Regions from separate parts of the Homo sapiens genome. Here region 2 is linked to region 1. Evidence: read pairs that join two places in POLR2A ChIA-PET (ENCODE). Cell type or tissue: MCF 10A. All regions are shown on one strand. Links, peaks and the distances in the headings refer to the core of each region. The heading gives the core; the rest is flanking DNA.

What was found. Peaks named below come from ENCODE experiments on the same cell type or tissue, not always from the same donor. Only the 100,000 strongest peaks of a DNase experiment are listed, where the experiment ranks them.
Region 2: POLR2A ChIA-PET joins it to region 1 with 5 read pairs; 3 of 35 experiments call an interaction of 5 or more read pairs at or near these places.

The regions. Positions count from the first base shown.
Region 1 is chr17:4,943,986-4,946,892 of GRCh38, forward strand. RNF167 (ring finger protein 167) reads left to right here. Exons shown (of 10, transcript NM_015528.3): 9 at 573-653; 10 at 730-1,237. The coding sequence ends at 1,031. PFN1 (profilin 1) reads right to left here. Exons shown (of 3, transcript NM_005022.4): 2 at 2,643-2,835; 3 at 1,667-2,012. The coding sequence ends at 1,915. Among named protein-coding and RNA genes, the nearest start is that of PFN1, 3.1 kb to the right of the region's middle. RefSeq lists enhancers at 227-770, 405-454, 1,325-1,374, 1,385-1,474, 1,535-1,704 and 1 more. In MCF 10A, for the core only: no CTCF peak of the experiment used is centred there; a DNase peak (open chromatin) is centred at 1,416.
Region 2 is chr17:4,745,759-4,748,665 of GRCh38, forward strand. ZMYND15 (zinc finger MYND-type containing 15) reads left to right here. Exons shown (of 14, transcript NM_001136046.3): 14 at 61-355. The coding sequence ends at 232. Among named protein-coding and RNA genes, the nearest start is that of CXCL16, 7.3 kb to the left of the region's middle. In MCF 10A, for the core only: no CTCF peak of the experiment used is centred there; no DNase peak of the experiment used is centred there.

The sequences.
Region 1 (2,907 bases), core at 199-2,698:
TTTCTCAAAAAAATAATAATAAAAATAAAGATGGCAGTAGGAAGGTTTCAGCTTGAGATGCTGTCTTTTCTTCTGTTTTTATGCATAAATACAACGAAGACGGGAGAGGAGATGGAAAGCAAAGATGATTAAGTGAAATAATTGTGGGAAACAATAGAGGGATAGACTTTGCTTATAGGGGATGTGGACAGAGCAGAAAAATGGGAGGAATGGGGAGGATTCAGTTAGAGAAGGAAGAAACCGGTACCAAGGGGCTGGGGCTTTAGGCCCTGGGGCCTCCAGTGCCCGTATAAGGCTGTGGCAGAAGCCCTGCCCATTTCCGTTCCTTCCACTCCCTATCTCCACCCTCACACCTCCCCAAAAACCCACTTCCCTTCTTACCTCTGCTTCTCTTTGCTTGTCCCTTCTAGCCCTAAATTCTTCCATGTTCTGCCCTGACCTTATCCTGCCTACCTGTCTTATCTCTTCCACTGGCTTTGTAGGTGAGGGGAAATTTTTGCAAGGCTTTAAAAGCCTTAGCCCTGGGTCATTGTGGCTCAGTGAAGGACTAGATTATTTTCTTTCTGTCCCAGGAGACCAGTATGATGTCTGTGCCATTTGCCTGGATGAATATGAGGATGGGGACAAGCTGCGGGTACTCCCCTGTGCTCATGGTGAGGCCCTCACTGCCTGCCCATGCCCCTCTGCCACCAGCAGCCACCAGGTGCTTCACCTTGTTCCTCTCTGCAGCCTACCACAGCCGCTGCGTGGACCCCTGGCTCACTCAGACCCGGAAGACCTGCCCCATTTGCAAGCAGCCTGTTCATCGGGGTCCTGGGGACGAAGACCAAGAGGAAGAAACTCAAGGGCAAGAGGAGGGTGATGAAGGGGAGCCAAGGGACCACCCTGCCTCAGAAAGGACCCCACTTTTGGGTTCTAGCCCCACTCTTCCCACCTCCTTTGGTTCCTTAGCCCCAGCTCCCCTTGTTTTTCCTGGGCCTTCAACAGATCCCCCACTGTCCCCTCCCTCTTCCCCTGTTATCCTGGTCTAATAACCCCCCACACATACACCTCTGGTGACCTATTTGCACAGACCGTCGTCTTCCCTCCAGTCTTCTGAGGGATAGGGGACATTCCATCCCAAGCTTCTCCCTTACCCACACCTATCCTTTTGAGGGGCTTTGGGGTGGAGCTGGGGCAAGCAGAGGGACTGGGTCTTCACTTCTTGGGCTAATAAAATTGTTTCTTTGTGGACTAAGGAAGGGTAAGATCATTCTCACACAGGTGAACTTAACCCTTTGGTGGAATCACCCCTTTAGCCATAAGGAGCAAGGGAATGCTGAGAGACACTAACCTATAGTCATGGGGACAGCCCCAGCCGGCATTTGCTATGACTCAGAAGGGGGAGCCCCACCCACAAGGATGACTCAACTAGCCCTGCCTTGCCTGCAGGCCTGCACCCATTCTCTGGTCCAGATGGCTCTATTCCATCATCCACCAATTTGACCAGCACACTGAGGACTTAGGCCTGGAAATGCCACTGTGGAGGGGCAGGGCCACCTGGCCAGAAGCTCAAATTCCTGCACCTTGTAGTACCTCAACCTCCCTGCTCCCAAGCCACGATAAAGGAGGCAAGTCACAGTGCCTATCCCCCATTCTGACACCCAAGCTCAAATCACACAGCACCTTGTTAGTAGAATCTTTTTTATTCAGAAAAAAAAAACCCCAAAAAACAAAAGTTTTCCAACCACACACGGGAGGGATATGGGTAGGGGGAGGTGTCTGTCCATCCAGCCCTGGCCCCCAGCCCATGTGGTTTTGGCAGCAATAAGGGGTATGGGGTAATGGCCCAAAAAATAAAATGGTTTGTGTGTGTATGGGGAGGAAAGGGGTGCAAAGCTGTGGGGAGCGGTGAAGGGGAAGGGACAGACGAGGTCAGTACTGGGAACGCCGAAGGTGGGAGGCCATTTCATAACATTTCTTGTTGATCAAACCACCGTGGACACCTTCTTTGCCCATCAGCAGGACTAGCGCTGGAGGAGGAGGAAAGAGAAAGGAGGCTAGGATCCAGGTGTCACAATTCCACCCCCTGCCAGCTGTTCAGCAGCTGTCCAGCCCTGGGGGCTGTAACCCAACCTCATCTCTCCCAACCCGCCCCCCCACCACACACAGGCAGGCTGTCAGTCACCCTGAAACAATAAGGCTTTTCAAAAGAGGAAAATCAAGCTTAAACGCTGGAGAGGAACAGACTAAAAACTTAGGGGTCAAAGGCTCATAGACTGTTGATTCATGTGTTCAGGCTAGAAAGGGCTGTGGATGTGCATGCCACCTCCAGGTTCTAACAAAAGAACTCAAACGATGAACTCGATGATTCAAGACCCCAACAATCTACCTATACTCCTAGAAAACAGTTTCTAATCCGAGCTCAAGGCAGTAAGTAATTTAAGAGGTAATGCAGTTCAGCAACTTCGAATTACAAGATGAGGAACTGAGACAGAATGGAGGGACTATCCCGTGTTCCAGCATCCAGCAGACAAGGAACACAATACTGGTCTGACTCCCTTCATGTTGGGGAATCACACAAAAAAGCACCCTCAAGATTACCAGAAGGCGGTACATTAGAGATCTTGGAGCTAAAGGAAGGGTAAGACTCAGGAACTCACTCTTGTCAGTCTTGGTGACAGTGACATTGAAGGTGGGGGCCCCACCGGTGCTCTTGGTACGAAGATCCATGCTAAATTCCCCATCCTGCAGCAGTGAGTCCCGGATCACCGAACATTTCTGGCCCCCAAGTGTCAGCCCATTCACGTAAAAACTTGACCGGTCTTTGCCAACCAGGACACCCACCTCAGCTGGCTGGAAGAGGAACCAAGCGCCCATCAAGTTAGTCAGTGCACCAAGATTCCCACCGTGTTCTCCAAAGACCCA
Region 2 (2,907 bases), core at 298-2,797, 200 kb before region 1:
GAGCGCCGACCCCTGGGAGTCCCGCCCCGTGGTCCCTGACTGCGCCCCGCGCCCCCGCAGGTACTGCAATGCCTTCATCTTCCACCTGGTTTACAAGCCTGCTCAAGGGAGCGGGGCCCGCCCGGCGCCCGGGCCCCCACCCCCATCCCCAACTCCCTCTGCTCCTCCTGCCCCCACCCGAAGGCGCCGAGGAGAAAAGAAACCTGGGCGGGGGGCCCGCCGGCGGAAATGAATGCTGATACCCTAGTAGTCCCCAGCTCCCAAACACTGAAAGGAAAACGTGAAAACACTCAAGGCCTAGGGGGAGGACAGGTTGGTAAAACATGAAAAGGTAAATAAAATTACTTGTTTGAAACCACTGAGTCATGGATCTTTTGATTACACGCTCATAATTGGGCCATTAAACTGGGAACGAAGAGAAAGATTTTTTTGTTTGTTTGTTTTTTGAGACGGAGTTTCCCTCTTGTCACCGAGGCTGGAGTGCAGGGGACACGATCTCGGCTCACTGCAACCTCTGCCTCCCGGGTTAAAGCGATTCTCCTGCCTCACCCTCCGGAGCTGGGATTACATGCATGCGCCACCACACCCGGCTAATTTTTGTATTTTTAGTAGAGACAGGGTTTCGCCATATTGGCCAGGCTGGTCTCGAACTCCTGACCTCAGGTGATCCGCCCGCATCGGAAAAGGAGTTAGGGATGACTTACTTTCCCCCAGACCCTTTTAGTCCCCTCAACGGCTGTCATTTCTTTAACTCACAGTCAGGGATTGTGACCCTCCTTGGTAATCCCATGGTTCTCCTAATTATGTGTTGGCTAGTCACTTTCCAGCCCCGGTAACCCTCAGGGACCGGCCCCAAGGCAAGGAAAGTGGCTTCTTCCTGGGGGCGGGAGAAGCAATCAACCTCCTGGGACCACACAGATCCTTGGTTTGGATTCAGTGAAAGGCCCCAGCCACCCAACTCCACCTTTTCTCACCACCTCGTATTCAATAATCAACTCCTGCTGAGCTCTTCTGAAATCACTCAAGTCCATCAAGGTATGTCCATTCCTGCTGCAAACTCCACCGTATCTCATCGCCACATTGCAGCCCAGAGTATTCCTCCTCAAAAAAAGACATCTGAGGGCCGGGCACGGTGGCTCACGCCTATAATCCCAGCACTTTGGGAGGCCGAGGCAGGTGGATCACCTGAAGTCAGGAGTTCGAGACCAGCCTGGCCAACATGGAGAAAACCCCGTCTCTACTAAAAATACAAAATTAGCCGGGCATGGTGGCACATGCCTGTAATCCCAGCTACTTGGGAGGCTGAGGCAGGAGAATCGTTTGAACCTGGGAGGCGGAGGTTGCAGTGAGCCGAGATCGCGTCATTGCACTCCAGCCTGGGGGACAAGAGTGAAACTCCATCTCAAAAAAAAAAAAAAAAGAAAAGAAAAGAAATTAACCGGGTGTGGTGGCATGGGCCTGTAATCCCAGCTACTCAGGTGGTTGAGGCAGGAGAATCATTTGAACCTGAGAGGTGGAGGTGGCAGCCAAGATCGCGCCACTGCACTCCAGCCTGGGTGACAGAGTGAGACTCTGTCTCAAAAAAAAAAAAAAAAGACATCTGACCTCATTTCTCCCTCGCTTCAGTCCCTTCAGTGACTTCCCTTAGCTCTTAACAGTGTGGGCTGCCCTTAATGACTTCAGTCACTGAGTATAGATAGGGAAAAACAGAGGAGAAACCTGGCAGATACCACCTTAACCAAGGGATTAAGGTGAACAATTAAGTCCTGTTGATGTTACTCTTTTTTTTTTTTGAGAAGGAGTCTTGCTCAGTCGCCCAGGCTGGAGTGCAGTGGTGCAATCTCGGCTCACTGCAACCTCCGCCTCCTGGGTTCACGCAATTCTCCTGCCTCAGCCTCCCAAGTAGCTGAGACTACAGGCGCACGCCACCACGCCCAGCTAATTTTTGTATTTTTAGTAGAGACAGGGTTTCACCATGTCGGCCAGGATGGTCTCAATCTCTTGACCTCGTGATCCGCCTGCCTCGGCCTCCCAAAGTGCTGGGATTATAGGCGTGAGCCACCGCACCCAGCCCTGTTGATGTTACTCTTAAGTCTCTTTCATTTTGTAACATACCTCCTTGGCTTTTATTTTTTATTTCATGACACTGATTTGACAAGACACAGAATCATTTGTCCCGTAAAATGTTCCTCACTCAGGAGCTGGCTGATTACTTCCTCAGGGTGTTTTTTCATGTGTTCATTTATCTTCTTCAGTTCCTGTCAACCAGTAGTTAGATCGAGATGACAAGGTTCTGCTGATGTGGTCCCTGCCAACCTCTGCAGGCTGATCTCATGCCATTTCCTTCCCCTGTCAACTCTGCAGCCAGATGCTTCTAAATAAAGACGCGCTCTCTCACTGTGGAACTTCCCATGTGTTTTTTGTTTTGTTTTGTTTTTGAGATGGAGTTTCGCTCTTATTGCCCAGGATGGAGTACAGTGGTACAATCTTGGCTCACTGCAACCTCCGCCTCCCGGGTTCAAGTGGTTCTCCTGCCTCAGCCTCCCAAGTAGCTAGGACTACAAGCGCCTGCCACCACGTGCAGCTAATTTTTGTATTTTTGGTAGAGACGGGGTTTCACCATGTTGGCCGGGCTGGTCTCCAACTCTTGACCTCAGGTGATCCACCCACCTCGGCCTCCCAAACTGCTGGGATTACAGGTGTGAGCCACTGCACCTGGCCAGAACTTCCCATGTTCTTGCTCAACTAATTCTTAGCCTAGGTGGCAGCCTAAATGTCACTTCCTTAGGAAAGGAAGCATTTCCTGACCCCCAGATGAGGTTAGACACCCCTCTCCCTATTAAGCCCTCATAGCACCTTGCATATGCCCTTTGATGACCTTTATCACACAATTTCTTGTCTACCCTT